Regions from separate parts of the Homo sapiens genome. Here region 2 is linked to region 1. A link is an interaction called in ENCODE POLR2A ChIA-PET data of the cell type or tissue named here. Cell type or tissue: HepG2. All regions are shown on one strand.

Evidence for each region. ChIA-PET counts read pairs that join two places held together with the same protein. Peaks named below come from ENCODE experiments on the same cell type or tissue, not always from the same donor. Only the 100,000 strongest peaks of a DNase experiment are listed, where the experiment ranks them.
Region 2: POLR2A ChIA-PET joins it to region 1 with 7 read pairs; 1 of 35 experiments calls an interaction of 5 or more read pairs at or near these places.

The regions. Positions count from the first base shown.
Region 1 is chr17:72,497,938-72,505,937 of GRCh38, forward strand. All of the region lies in intron 1 of LINC00673 (long intergenic non-protein coding RNA 673), which reads right to left. Among named protein-coding and RNA genes, the nearest start is that of LINC00673, 91 kb to the right of the region's middle. In HepG2, no CTCF peak of the experiment used is centred here; DNase peaks (open chromatin) are centred at 3,594, 4,094 and 4,854; H3K4me3 peaks cover 2,250 bases.
Region 2 is chr17:71,677,496-71,685,495 of GRCh38, forward strand. No RefSeq gene overlaps it. Among named protein-coding and RNA genes, the nearest start is that of ROCR, 340 kb to the right of the region's middle. In HepG2, no CTCF peak of the experiment used is centred here; a DNase peak (open chromatin) is centred at 4,436; H3K4me3 peaks cover 689 bases.

The sequences.
Region 1 (8,000 bases):
TAGCTTGAGAGACCACGTGGAGAAAGAGAAGCCCTTAAATGATATGAAAAAAGAGAGAAAGGCCTAGTGTCCTAGTGGCCCAGCGGAGCCCAGTTCCCCAACCAATTCTCTAGCAGAATGAAGCCTTATGAGTAACCACTGACCAGATGAGCAGAACAACCACCCAGCCAGGCCTAGACCAAACCCCAGAATCATGGACAAATACAACAGTTGCTGTTTTAAGCCACCATGTTTTGGGATGGTTTGTTACTCAGTAACAGATAACTGATACACTTCCACGAGGCCATGGGTTGTGCTGGAGTGCCCTGGTGATCCATGCCAACAATGGGATCATGCAAAGCTCTGTGCACAGGCAAATATATGTCTATCCTTGGTGATGGGTAGTGTGAACATAAAGAGAAGCCATACAGAGCCACTGCCATCTGCAAGTGCTCCCTCAAGCTACTGGTGCCCAAGCTTGGCACATAGTTGGCACCTAAATAAACATTTGTAAAACGGATGCAGAGCTATCAATCTGATTTTAATGGACTCTAGAGAAGCGTATCCAAAGCTTACTTATTCCTGCAAACCTTCCCAGAAACTTGTAACCTTCAATGTCAGGAAATGTTCTCATAAATCTGACCATACTCCCTGAGGCTCCTGAAGCTCATTTCCTCTTGTCCAGTATGAATGGATAACAGCTGGTCACTATTCCAATATCCACTGACACTGCACCTTCCTCAGCCTTACTGAGTTCTCCTCTCATCAAGAAAGAAGACTACTGCCTTTGCCTCCTTGCAAACTTGATTCTTTTCAACCTTTTCTAGAGAGGTGCTATTTCTGTTTAACAAGAGCCTCCTGGGGATCTTGTTACAATGTGGATTCTGACTCCATAGGTCTGGCATGGAGCCACAGATTGTGCCTTCTATCAAGTTCCCAAATGATGCTGATGTCGCTGGTCCAAGGACTACACTTTGCATGGCTGCCTCATTTTGCAGATAAGGAAACTGAAGTGCAAAGCGAGGAAGGCTCTACCACCAACATCAGAGCCTTAGGCTTGATTGCACAGACCCTTCTGAGTTATGTGACTGAAACCAGTGTGGGAAATCAGAGCAGGTGTTTCTCAGCTATAGTGGCTCTAGAGCAGCTGCTCCCTTGCCATCTAAAGTCAGGTTGGCTACCTTGGAACCATCCAAGAAGCTTCTCAAAATGCAGATTCACAGGCTTTCCTGCTGGAGACTGACTCAATAGACCTGGCCTGTGGCCTTGGGAAATTGTGTTTCCAAAAGAGCTCCACGGGTGATTCTGATGCACAGTGGGTTTGAGATTATTCATCTAGAATACAAGGGAGGCAGTGACCCCACAAGAGTAAGACTCAAAAATATTAGCTCACCAGTATTTATTAAGAGGGTTCTATGCTCTGGGCACTATCCTAATTTAAATCCATATCACTTTTTTTTTTTTTTTTTTTTTTTGAGACGGAGTCTTGCTCCTGTTGCCCAGGCTGGAGTGCAATGGCACAATCTCAGCTCACCACAACCACTGCCTACCAGGTTCAAGTGATTCTCCTGCCTCAGCCTCCTGAGTAGCTGGGATTACAGGCATGCATCACCACACCCGGATACTTTTTGTATTTTTGTAGAGACGGAGTTTCACCATGTTGGCCAGGCTGGTCTTGAACTCCTGACTTCAGGTGATCCGCCTGCCTCAGCCTCCCAAAGTCCTGGAATTACAGGCATGAGCCACCACGCCCAGCCTCGTATCATATGATTTAAACTTCGCTACAACTCCATCTAGTAAGTGCTATCATAAGTCCAAATTTATAGAGGGGAAACCAAGGCACAAAGCAGCTAAATAACTTGGCAAAAGTCACATCCCTACTAAGGGGCTGAGAAAGGGTCAGAAGCCAGTTCGTTTAGCTCCAAAATCCACCTGTTAACCACTATGTTCTCGACCTCTTATCTAAAGTGAAGATAAGCTCCCTGGAAAATCCCAAGAGTAAACTGATTGACAGGAACAGTGTTTCTCAAAGCAGAAGCCGGCAGGCGCGGTGGCTCACGCCTGCAATCCCAGCACTTTGGGAGGCCGAGGCGGGCGGATCACGAGGTCAGAAGATTGAGACCATCCTGGCTAACACGGTGAAACCCGATCTCTACTAAAAATACAAAAAAATTAGCTGGGTGTGGTGGCAGGCACCTGTAGTCCCAGCTACTTGGGAGGCTGAGGCAGGAGAATGGCGTGAACCTGGGAGGCAGAGCTTGCGGTGAGCTGAGATCGCGCCACTGCACTCCAGCCTGGGTGACAGAGCGAGACTCCATCTCAAAAAAATAAATAAATAAATAATCAGAAGCCACACACCACCAGCCCTACAGAACATTAACGCTCACTCCTCGGTGGGGGGAAATGGTAGGAGATGATCTCAGTCAAATTTGGGAACAGAGCTAAACACCTCATGTTCTTACTCATGTGGAAGCTGAAAAAGTAGATCTCATAGGAAGTAAAGAGTAGAACAGAGGTTATTCAAGGCTGGAAAGGGCAGGGGGAAAAGAAGGATGGGGAGAGATTTGTTAAAGGCTATAAAATTATAGATGGACAGGAGAAATACGTTCTAGTGTTCTATACCACTGTAGGATGACTACAGTTAACAATGATATATATTTTGAAATAGCTACAAGAGAGAACATTGAATGTTCCCAACACAGAGAAAGGATAAACGTTTGAGATCATGGATATGCTAATTACCCTGATCTGATCAATATACATTGTATATATCAAAACAACACTAGGTATCCCATACATTTATCTACAATTATTATGTGTCCATTTAAAAATAAATAAATAAGGGCCAGGCGCATTGGCTCACACCTGTAATCCCAGCACTTTGGGAGGCCAAGATAGGTGGATCACTTGAGGTCAGGAGTTTGAGACCAGTCTGGCCAACATGGCAAAACCACATCTCTACTAAAAATACAAAAAAAAAAAAAAAAATTGCCAGGCATGGTGGTGCACACCTGTAATCCCAGCTACTTGGGAGGCTGAGGCAGGAGAATCACTTGAACCCAGGAGGCAGAGGTTGCAGTGAGCCAAGATCATGCCACTGCACTCCAGCCTGGGTGACAGTGTGAGACTCCATCTCAAAGAAAAAAGAAAAAAAGAAAGAAAGAAATAAAAATATAAATAAATAAATAAATAAATGTTAAATGTGGGAAACACTGAGTTAAACCAAACTAGATGGATTCTTCCTATGGAACTTCTCACAGACTTCACCAGCAAGCATAAGCAAATCAATTTCCAAGGGGTGGGGGGTACATTTTGTAACATTCTCCAAATGTACTGGTCTGCAGAATCCCTTTGTCCAAAAGCATCTCAAGACATCATGAGGATGCCAGGAAACTAACTGCCTGTGGGATACGTGGGCCCAAGGCAGTGCTTCTCAAACTTTAATGTACACACACAATACCTGGGACCCTTGTTAAAATGCAGATTCCAATGCCGTAGGTCTGGCTGGGGCTAGAGAGTCTGCATTTCTAGCAAGAGATGCTGGTGTTGCATCACCCTCAGCATGGCAGGGACCTGCAGGACAGCTCTGGCTAGCTCTGGCCCCGCCACCTCCCCAGGCAAGCCTTCTCCCAGCTCAGCACCCCCAGGAGAACAGCCCTTACGCAAACTTCCAGGGCGGTCTGGCCTCTGCTTACCTCCTCAACCCTGGAACTATTCCACAGAGTGCAAGTTTCATCGCAGGCCCCTAGGGAATCCAGACCCTTCTAGAGATCTATCCCTGGGTCCCTACCCCAACCCTTCTCTCTGTCTTCCACGAGCCACACCCCTCCCTGCCCTTGCCTCAGAAAGCCCTCATTCTGAAGGTCAGGTCCACTTAGCGGTCAGCCTCGCTCCCCAGCCGCCCAAGGTGGCTGGGATCAGTGGTGAGGAAGGGAGAGGAGGTGAAAGGAGGATAAGCAGAGAGCAAGGAGGCCCCGTGAGGTCTTGTGACCGACTGGGCCTCCTGGTGCCGCCGAGGTGGCAGTGCCAAAGCGCAGTGCTGGAATACTTGGCCTGTCTCCGGAGCAAACACCCAATCCAAACAGGCCCTAGTGTGTCTCCGAACAGACTGTGTAAATAACGGGGGGAGGAAAAAAAAACCCCAACTGGCCACAGATCCCGCTTTCAAACACATTGAAACAAAATAATCCCTCTCTCCCTCACTCGCTCACTCCCCACTGCTTGCTCTTTTTTTTTTTTTTTTTTTTAAATTTCCACCGGTGCCGAGGCCTCAGTGGAGCCTGGCTGGCGGCTTGTTAGAGCCTGCAGCCTACCTGTCCTGCATAGGAATGAAGCCGGGAGGAGTTACATGATATGCCCTCGTTGCAGGCCGGGGACACAGCTACCGCATTCAGAGACCAGGAAACAGAGCAAAAGCTGTTCTCAGAGTGCGGCTGAGCGAGGAGCTACAGGGGAATGGAGGGGGCCAAGCTGCATGGAAGATTGTCCCATTAACCTGGCTTTTTACCAGGGTGGTCCTCTCCCTAACCCCTAAGAATCACACCCTGCATCCAAACGGCAGCAACCCCAGAAAACGGGCTAAGAACTCCCCCGAACAGAGCTAGATCTAGAAAGCCCAGCACAGGGAGCTGAGCCTGAGCAGCCTCTCTCCAAGGGTGGCTCTGAACTCCACATGTGTGTACAGACAAGGGGGCGACTGGCATGTGGTTTGTTTCTGGTCTTGTAGTCGGTTTGGAATTTTCTAAGTCAGGGTGGGGTGGGGGGACTGTGCACGAGTCATGTGCAGACTGGAACCCATCTCCCCCTCGGTCTGCAAGTTAAAACAATTGGGTTGTCCTTCTCAGCATCTGCCAATGTCTCTTACTCAATCTTGGATCAAAAGGGCGTTGGAGGAGGAGGCTGGGAGGGAAATCCAGACAGTTCTCCGCCTCTGACATCAGGTCCAGCTGTTAGCATCGTGCTGTGGGTCCCTGAACAAGAAGCAAAGTCAGGACTGGTTTGGCCAGGTAGGTGAGGATCCAGTGTTGGGTGATTCTGATCCATGCAGCCCTTAGAGGCGACACAGACGTGAACTGGACATTCTAGGAAGAAAGAGCCGACTGCCGGGTGACCTGTCTAGTTCACATCCACTCACCATTTCCCTCCTCGTTCCTATTCTTAGAAATAAGACTCTGACGCTCTCTTTTATACAGGCTAGTCCCCTATAGGCATGTCATGGTGATTATTTGCAATCCTCCTGACTTTCCTAAGAAGAGATCAGACTTAGCAGGGTTAGTCCTCATAGCCCGAGGCTGGACAGGAAGAGAACTCCATATCCTATGTCCAAGAATATCATCAAATCCTTATGAAGCACCAGTTGTTGTGACGCAATTTTAAAAGACTGGTTCAAAGTGCCTGTCTGAGACTAAGCAGATCTGTGGGTCGAGCCAATGCCACACCCATTGTGGTCTTTAAGCTTCTTTTCCAAATTAAAAAACAAAACAAAACAAAAAAAAACACCTCTTACACATTAATCTCCATTTAACATAGAGTGTCCATGGGGTATACAGTTATGGACTTGGCACTGTATCCAGCAGAGAGCCCAGAGAAATCAAACAATATGATCTTGGCTTTTAAGGATTTATACCTTTGCTGGAAAAGACCCAATTTACCCACCAAAGTTCAATGCCTTTCATTTCTTCAGATCGTACATGTCTGTAACTAAAAGCTCCCCCTTCCTTGAGCAGTCATTACGTACCAGGCACTATACTAAGGGCTTTCTAGGCAGAGGCTCTCACTTCTACAACCACCTTGTACAGTGCAAACCACTACTATCCCATTGCACAGATGGGCACATGGAGGCCTAGGGGACAAGCAACATGACCAGGTCCTACAGCTGCCAAGTGACAGCGTGCAGACCTTGATTCAGGGTGCATGTCATTCCCTTGTGTCTCTTGCAGCACTTACCACCTTCTTTCTACCCGGCAATCAAGCTCGTATTCACCTTCTATCTCTATCAGAGCTCCTAAAGTGCTCTGAGTGCCTTCCTTAGCACCGTATAACCTTGAGACAACGTTTATTGAATAAATGACTTGTAAGAGAGAAAAAGGGAAATTCTACTTATCCCTTTGTTCAAATATTTATTGAGCACCTACTATACGTCTCTCACTCTGCTGGACATGGGACCCAGGTGGTCAATCAGAGGTCCTGGCCTCATGGGCCAAGTCTGGTGAGGCTGATTCCAGAATCACAGAAACAAGTTGCACCCATACCAAGCCCTGCAAAGCACTCACGTGCTCCCTTCAGAACCAGGCAGTGGGGACATGACCGTGAAAGTAGTAGGCTCTGCCATGGAGTTGGGTATCCTCTGAGGGGAGAACAGATCCACAAGAGAGGGAAAAACATGGAATTAAAAATCTCTAATAGTCTAAGGGAAAGGGGGGTTTCTAAAGTCCTCAAGAGGTCAAACTAGCTGGGCGCAGTGGCTCACACCTGTAATCCCAGCACCTGGGGAGGCCAAACCTGGACAACATAGGAAAAAGAAACCTCTACAAAAAATAAAATAAAATAAAATAAAATAATGAGCCAGGCATGGTGGCGCATGTCAGTGGTCCCAGCTACTCACAAGGATGAGACGGGAGGATCATTTGAGCCTAGGAGGTCAGGGCTGCAGTGAGCTATGATCATACCACTGCCCTCCAGCCTGGGGAGCAAGACCCTGACCCCCCTCCTCCCCACCAAAAAAAAAAAAAAAAAAAAAAAAAAACAAGAAGTCAAACTGAGCTAACTTGGCACAGTACATCCTACTTTATGTGAGAATTCCTCTCCTGCCATTTTATGTGACTCTTGGTCTCAGCAGTGACAGAGGTAACACACATAAAATAAGGTAAGGACACAGTGAGATACCACTACACACCCACCAGAATGACTGCAATTTTACAAAGTGTCAGCACCTCCACCATGAGGACTGGAGCAACTGGAACTCTCAGACATTGCTGGTGGGAGTGTAAGTAGGTACAGCCACTTTGGAAAAGGTCTGGCAGTTTCTTATGAAATTAAACATACACCTACTCTATGACCCAGCAATTCCACTCCGAGTTATTTACCCAAGAGACATGAAAACATGCGTCCACCAGAAGTTTTGTTCAAGAATGCTCACAGCAACTTTATTCGAAGCAGCCAAAACCTGGAAGCAGGGCAGGCACCCAGTGAGAGAAGAAATGGACACACAGCTGTGGGACGGTCACACAGTGGGACACTGCTGTGCAGTCAGGAGGAGCCTGATACAGGCAATAACATGGAGGAATCTCAAAAAGTTTGCTGAGTGAAAGAAGAGTTACACAAAAGAGCGGATCATGTGTGACTCCATTTATATGAAGTTCTCCTAGAACGGCAAAATTAGACTAGGCAGAAAGACATCAGAAGTGTTGCTATGGAGATGTATTAGTCTGTTCTCACATGGCTAACAAACACATACCTGAGACTGGGTAATTTATAAAGAAAAAGAGGTTTAATGGAGGCACAATTCCATGTGGCTGGGGAGGCCTCACAGTCATGGCAGAAGGCAAAGGAGGAGAAAGGCACGTCTTACATGGCAGCAGGCAAGAAGAGAGCTTGTGCAGGGGAACTCCCATTTATAAAACCATCAGATCTCATGAGGCTTATTCACTACCATGAGAACAGTATGGGGGAAACTGTCCCCATGATTCAATTACCTCCCACGGGGTTGGGAGCTACACTTGAAGATGAGATTTGGGTGGGGACACAACCAAACCATATCATTCCGCCATCACGGGAGGGTCTAAGGGTGAGGGTGGACTGGCAAAGACCATGAAGACACTTTGCAGGGCACTGGTATTATTCTGTACCTATGGTACACTTCAGATTCGTTGCAGTACAGTGCATGCAAATTTTACTTTAAAAGAAAAAATATCTGCCATCAAATATTAAACTCGAGTGAATGATCTGAACACCGCAGTATTTGGAGAGAAGAATACTAATGTCTGCAACTTACTTGGAATGGATCAAAGAACATGGGACAG
Region 2 (8,000 bases), 820 kb before region 1:
TGGAGGAGATTTTGGTTGAGTTTGGATTTAAAATATGTAAAGTCTGCAGAGTCAGTACGACGTGTATGAAAGCAGTTGGAAATGTGAAACTGTAATAGAGGGCAGCTGTTCCCATTCCTGCTCTTCTATTTAATATTTTCATATCTGTTTAGAGTAGCGCTGTCCAACAGAATATTCTGCAATAGTGCAAATGTTCTATCTCTATACTATCCAGTAGGATAGTCACTAGTGACTGTGACTATTGAACATTTGAAATGTGCCTGGTTAATAAATAAACTTTAATTCAAATTAGTTTAAATTCAGTAGCCACATATGGCTAGCGGCTACCATATTAGACAGCATAGATTTGGAAAATCATGACCCATTCAAAATCCCAATCTAGGAACTTCAGATAAACCAATCTAACTCATTTTTAAATTTTCCATTAGTTCTTTATTGAATAAATATTAAATGCTTATATTGTTTTGTGTATTATTGTATTCCCACCATTTAGCACAAATAAGGTCTTGCCGTCATGAAAGTTTTGTTCCACTCTGTCCCATTGGTCACCAAATCAAATTCCAGAAGTTGGAACTTCTTTCAACTTTACCTTCCTCATCTCTGCTACTTTTAATAAAGTCACAAGGTCATTAAAATTCATCCAAAAGGGGGAAATAACCTAAACATTTTGTTTTAGTTGTTGTTGTTGCTTGGTTTTGGTAGTGCAAAATGGAAATAAACGTTGCATTTCAACCAGTTATTGTGATGCCATGTTAGAATCCCTAAAACTAAAATACTAAGTATTGGTTTCTCAAGCAGAAGTTATGAAATGTTGAAGGCATCATGTCACATGATGTCTCCCTCTTTTCCACTGCCAAAGATCTGCTGATAGTAAGTATTGGTTGAAATACACTGCAAAATTTGATTCAGCCATCTGATTGTTCATGCTGATATATGTGCATTGGTTTTATGTATGTCTGTATTTAGGTATGTCTGTGTGTTGCTGTAGTCTATAGTGAAACAAGTATTTTTACCCAGGTATAAAAACAAACCAGTCGGGGTGGCTCTTGCCTATTATCCCAATACTTTGAGAGGCCAAGATGAGAGAATAGCTTGAGCCCAGGAGTCTGAGACCAACCTGGGCAAAATACTAAGATCCTATCTCTACAAAACATTTAAAAATTAACTGGGTGTGGTGGGCGCATGTCTGTAGTTCCAGTTACTTAGGAGGCTGAGGTGAGAGGATCGCTTGAGCCCCTGGGGTTGAGGCTGCAGTGAGCTATGATGGTGCCACTCCTCTCTAGCCTGGGCGACAGGGTGAGAACCTTTCTCTACAAAATAAATAAATAATAAAAATAAATAAAAGATAAAGACATCCTCTTACAAAGGGGAAAAACACGTTTATTTGAAGTGGCCCAAATATTCAAATACTTAGTGAAATTGTCCATTATATATATCTGAAGTTCTGAGCAACAACGTGAGCGGTGTACGTTTTTCCTGTGCAAACTAAGTAGCATACCTTCTGAAATGTTTTTCAGTAGAGATTTCCTTAATTGGTCATAAAGCCTTTGTAAGCGGACTGAAACTTTTTAATTAGCAAAGAATGGTTTCAAGTCATGGGTGAGGGGGGGAAAGAAACTTGTCAAAGACTTTATCATGTGATCACAAATCTATCCAGAACTGTAAATTTGTCAGAGAAACCCACTGAGTGACCCTGAGGGAAACCAAGTACATTTATGAAGGAAACATCAACCCCATACGAGTGTCAAAAGGATAGGAAATCAATATCTGCAAAGTCTTTAGACTGTCAAAAAGACATACTTTTGCCTTCGTTGGCTCTGACTCCTTGGGATACCCAAAGGAATTATTAGAGACTCTGAACAGCAAGCCTCATTACCATAGATGTAATAAAGCTTATTTTCTGCCGACTTCTTGGTTATCACTATTTAAAAGTGGTGAAATGCTGATAGTCCCAATATTCTCATGAAACGTGGAGTAGCTAAATCTAATTATTGAGTCTAAAATTGCTAACTTCCTAGCAAACCCAACAGGAATTACATGAATGACTATTTTCATGCTTTTAACGAAAAGCAACTTGTTATATTAAAAAAATTGTTATAGTTTAAAGGAATAGGAGAAAAGATATTTCTGACCTAACACTATTGAAATAACATCTAAATAATTTATCCTGATAGGTTGCAAATAAAAATACCATAATGTTCTGTAGCACTGAATTAGCTTAGCATGTGGCTATGTGTGTAGTACATCAACCAGTATTTGACTATGCCTTTTGTAATACAGGGAACAAAGTAAGAAAGAACACCGGTCATCTGGAAGAAATACAGGATCCTCAGGAAACACTGAGAAGATGACCTTGCCATGCCTATCTTCAGATTCCAAGACTCGAGTTACTTTATCATTATCTATCCCAAATCCTGGACACAAAGGGAAGGCACAAAGTAATCTGCCTTTCCAGAATCCAAAGGGATTCTATTGCTCTATCACCAGGGTGCTTTAATTTCCATCATGAACAAATGGTGCTTTGAAAGACTGAACATCTAATTTGTTGACTGTTTTCATTAGTGTGGTTTTCTTGGTAACCAACATGGGAGAAGTAGTTGTTTGGGCCTCCGAGACTGTGACTAAGGCAGCTCATAACAAAAGATGGCTCTATGCAGAGATTTTGTTGTTGTTTTCATTTCTATAAAAATAGTTTCTCTCAATAGCTGCATTGGATGGACTTTTTGTCATAGTTTAATTTTCCCAGTCTTCCCTATTTATAAGAACGTCCTGGAATGACTGCTAAGTACAGATCACCAGACCCTGCCCTGCAGATTCTGACCCCTAAGGAGGGTCTGGGATTCCGAATTTTTAGCGAGTGTCCCTTGTCTGAGAAACATTGCCCTGGGTCACCGTCCTGCTGCAATCAACTATCCAAAGCAAATGTTGCTGCCAAACGATAGAACTTGGATCTCAGCAAGTTCACGAAATCCTGATAGCATCTTAGTTCCTCTCACCTTCTTTCCAACTTTCATGGTCTTTAAGAGATGTTTATAGAAAGTTGTCCATCTAGCTGTCGTTACAATAGGAAGCTGGAGAAACTTGTACCATGGTCTGTTAAAGTTGTCCTTCTCATTTAGAATTATATTCCATACTTCTGACAGACGGCTTCAGAAACAGCCTGATCATCTTCTAACTATTTTAACATTGACTTGGCTTCTGTTGTTCAGGAACCAGACTCCAAGGTGGAGATGTGCATGCACTAAGTTTATTGGAGAGCTCCTGGGATATCTTTGAAGGAATGAGAGGAGCAGGAACAGAAGAAAATGCTGAACAGCAAGCATTGCAACAAAGGCATCAGCTGATCTCAAAGAGAGCTGTGGGACAGGAAGGCCCTTCAGAATTGTCCCCAGCTCTGCCAAGATGGCTACGTCTTTATTCTTCCCTACTGATGTTTTCTTGGATGCAGGCTCCCCTTGGGGTATGACCTTGGGCAAGGCAGTTATCTTCTTCAGAGAGCCATCCTCAGAGGGAATTCAATCATGATCCATCAGCAGTCAACTCCAGCTGGGAAACAAATTAGTTCTGAATGTTGTGAAGACAAGATCTGGGACATGCATCACAATGTCTATTACAAAAATTGGCTATTGGGTATCGAGTCCAATCGTGCTCACCTTCATTCATATCTGGTTGCTCTATGTTTCAATAAGAAAACAAATAATCTTGGGGCCATGATCACCTTTGAGAAACCTAGGACACCCTAAACACTTTAAGACAGATGATTTAACACATTTTCAATGCACAATAAGAAGGAGGGTCAACATATTGTAGCACTAAGATGTCAGGTTTCATTAGAGTTAGTTGTTTCAGGAAAGCAAAGGGAAATAAAACACAGAGAAACACTAACAAAGACTCATATTACCAGCCTCTTAAATACACTGACCGTATATTGGTATTTTATATTGAAAAAAAAGGAAATGTGCATTTTGTGTATTTCAGTGTATCAATACTCTCATCCACTAAGGCCTCTCATCAACCATTTAGTGGTCAGACAATCCCACAAATGAGAAGTCCAACCAAGCTCACTTCTGGAGTTCTTATGAATTTCAGGTGCTGTGTGCTGGCCTTTCATAGTGAACACGTCACAGGGTACTAGGCAAACACAGCACCAGTCTACTGCTAAATTGTCTGAATCTCACATTTTCAACTGGAGAAAATCATGCTTAATTCAAGTGTCAACAGAGGTCTTGTTTAACCAAGAAAAGGAAGACAGTGCAATCTGTGCTCCAGTGTTGCCTGTGAAGAACCCAGTGTACGTTTTCTGCTGCCCTTCCTGAAGTGGAAGATCTTTAGAAGTAAACCCTGGCAATTGTGAATGGGAAGTAGGATAAAGCTCATCTACTTGCATGTTCAATTCGAGCGCAGGCAACACTATGAACTTTGAACATATATGGCCATTGTTCTGGTAAATGGTAAATGTTTGATGAGCCAGAACCCAAATCTAAGTCAACATGCCCCCAAAGAGAACAAAGGTCATCAGGCCTTGCTGCTGATTAACTCATGCTAATCACTGATCTGATAAGAGGTCTTGATAATTAATCTCAATGTCAGTTTTCATTTCACTTGGAAATTGCCACTTTCTCTTTATTCTATTTGGGGAAAAAGGGATAGCTCATCTCAGAAGTAGTCTTCTGTCATTCTCATAGTATGTGCTCCTCAACAAAGCATGTTCCTTTTCACACTTTTCTTCCCCACACTAACAAATTTATTCCTCACCACTGGCCTTTCCGTTGACTATTCTCACTTGATCTGAGCATCAGTGGAAAAGGAAGCAAGAGAAGACTATGACCCTGTTCACTGCCCCAGAGCCTTCTTCCCTATCCTACTGCTGCAGTGACACAAATCACATGAGACATGATCAACTTTAATAAATGGTTGCAATAAATAGAAATCACAACTTAGTGACAATTTTCCCCTGCTATTTTATAAATATATTATAAGGAAAATGTAACCAAGAAGTCACACATTTTGTAGAGTTCTTCATCTACATCCCTGCTTTTGAACTTCTCATACCTATTCATAGGGTCTGAGCATTCTTGTGAAAAATCTTTTTTCTAAACTCTGCTGTGTGTCTTTATGACCACCATTCAAAAGTTTTACCTATGCACTTGAGTTGGTTTTCTCCCAGGGTTCATTCCCACCACTTCACCCAAATTATTTTTACCCAAGACTGAGCTATTTTAACTGGAACAAAAATCAAAAATAACACTCTTGTTTTATAATTGGGGTCAGGAAGGTGAAAGTGGTGGCTCATGCTTGTAATCCCAGCACTTTGGGAGGCTGAGGCAGGTGGATCACATGAGGCCAGGAGTTCGAGACCAGCCTGGCCAACATGGTGAAACCCTGTCTCTACTAAAAATGCAAAAATTAACCAGGCATGGTGACTGCACGCCTGTAATTCCAGCTCTTCAGGAGGCTGAGGCACAAGAATCACTTGATCCCAGGAGACGGGAGGTTGCAGTGAGCCAAGATCATGCCACTGCACTCCAGCCGGGGTGACAGAGCAAGACTCTGTCTCAAAAAGAAAAGAAATAATTGGGGTCAGGAAAGAAGTCAAAATATACAAAGGAACAGCTATGTTCACCATTGGTTTTCTAAGTCCCAGAAAACAGATGGGGCATGTAGACGGGCTAGACATCCCAAACCTAGAGCAGCAGTCTCAAAGGGCATAGGAACTTCAGGCCACATCCCCTCAAAGTCATCCCATCAGAGTGAATTTCAAAGGCACTTTCTTATTCTTCCTAGGATATATGAACTGAAGTATCCGTATTCATGAATGAACACACACCTACACAGACATCCTATAAGAAGTCATATTAAAAATATATAATTTTCTAATTATTCTATAACTTGCAAGACATTTTCACAGTGGACTTAGGATGTCATAATATTAGGTGTCTTTTCTCAAGCCTCTGCCCTATTTCTCTGCTCCCTTTCAGACGTAAACTCATTAACTTGTTGTATATTTGTGTTGTCTCTTCCCCATCACCTTTTTCACTTTCCTCAATCAACTGCGATTAACTATTATCAATATCACTCTACTAAAATAGCTCTTACTGGGGTCAAGAATAAGACTCGTGTTGCCAAATCTAGTGGCCAACTTTCTGTCCCATTTTACTCAACTTCTGACAGGTTTGGTACCGTTGAGTGGTCTTTCCTTTGACTTCTATGACACCTGATTTTCTATTTCATCAATGTTCTTCTTTACCTCCCTCCTCTTTCTCAACATAAATTTTGTCCACTGTTATTTTCTCTATGTATTTCCTCACTAGGTGATTTTATACAATCCTGTGGCTTAAATTCCCTATGTATGCTTATGACTTCTGTATTAGCATTCCCAGGTCTGAGTTGTCTGCCCTCTGTACAATTAACACCAATACGTGAATGTGTGAGAGGCATCCAGGAAGCTTCCTACTTTAACCTGACCAAAACTTATGCTTTTTTCCCCTCTGCATCTGCCCTTTTCCCAGTCATTCCTATTAGTAGTGCAGATCACAGTCCACTCAATTTAATCAAGTAACAAGTCTGCATATTACCCTTGATTCCTCTCTTATTTCTTATCTCATATCAAGTCCATTAATGAAACATATTTTCCAAACTTCAAAATACAGCCCAACTCAGCTAATCACATCCAGCACTAGAATTCTCAAGATTTTCTTACTTGTGTTACCACAAGACTCCAACTTATATTTTGCCTTCACTCTTACCTACAATTCTTTTCCTACAAAGAGCCAAAATTACATTTTAAGAACAAGAACCAGATCAAGTCACTCCCTTGTTCAAGACCCTTCAAAAGCTTCCATACTATTTAAAACAAAATCCAAATTCCCTCCCCTGACCTCAAAGGCCATATATGATCAACCTCATTTCTCTTCAATTCTATCCTGCCTGACTCTGAAGCAGGCATGGCTGTCTTCCTGTTCCTCGAACTTACCAGTGGTTTATTCTTGCATCAGATCTTTTCTTTTTTTTTAATTTCCATAGGTTTTTGAGGAACAGGTGGTGTTTGGTCACACGAGCACATTCTTTCGTGGTGATTTGTGAGATTTTGGTGAACCCATCACCCGAACAGTACACATTGTACCCAATTTGTAGTCTTTTATCCCTCACTTTCTTCCCACCCTTTCCCCGGTGTCCCCAAAGTCCATTGTATTATTTTTATGCCTTTGAATCCTCATAGCTTAGCTCCCACTTATGAGTGAGAACATACGATGTTTGGTTTTTCATTCCTGAGTTACTTCACTCAGAATACTGGTCTCCAATTCCACCCAGGTTGCTATGAATATCATTTCATGCCTTTTTATGGCTGAATAGTATTCCATGGTATATATTATATATATATATATATATATATATATAATATACTATAGAATATATAACTTATTCTATATAAAATATATTTAATATATTTATATATTATATTATATAATATATATTTATATATATTATACATATAATTTTAAATATATTTTATATATAATTTTAAATATATTTTACATACATATTAAAATATGTTTTTAATATATACATAAATTATATATTAAACTATATAATACATATTTAATATATTTATATAATAGATATATGATATATGATATATAATATATATTATATACTGCAATTGTATAATATATAATATTATATAAAATATAATATGATATATGTTATATATATATATATATATATATATATATATATATATATATACCATGGAATACTGTTCAGCCATAAAAAGGCATGAAATGACATTCGTAGCAACCTGGATGGAATTGGAGACCTACGGGGGAAAAAAAAAGATCTGATGCCAGAATAAACACACTAGTAAGTTCGAGGAACCAGAAGACAGTCATGCCTGCTTCAGAGTAAGGCAGGATAGAATTGAAGAGAACACAATTTCTGTATCTGCTTATTGATTGATGGGCATTTGGGCTGGTTCTATACTTTTGCAATTGTGAATTATG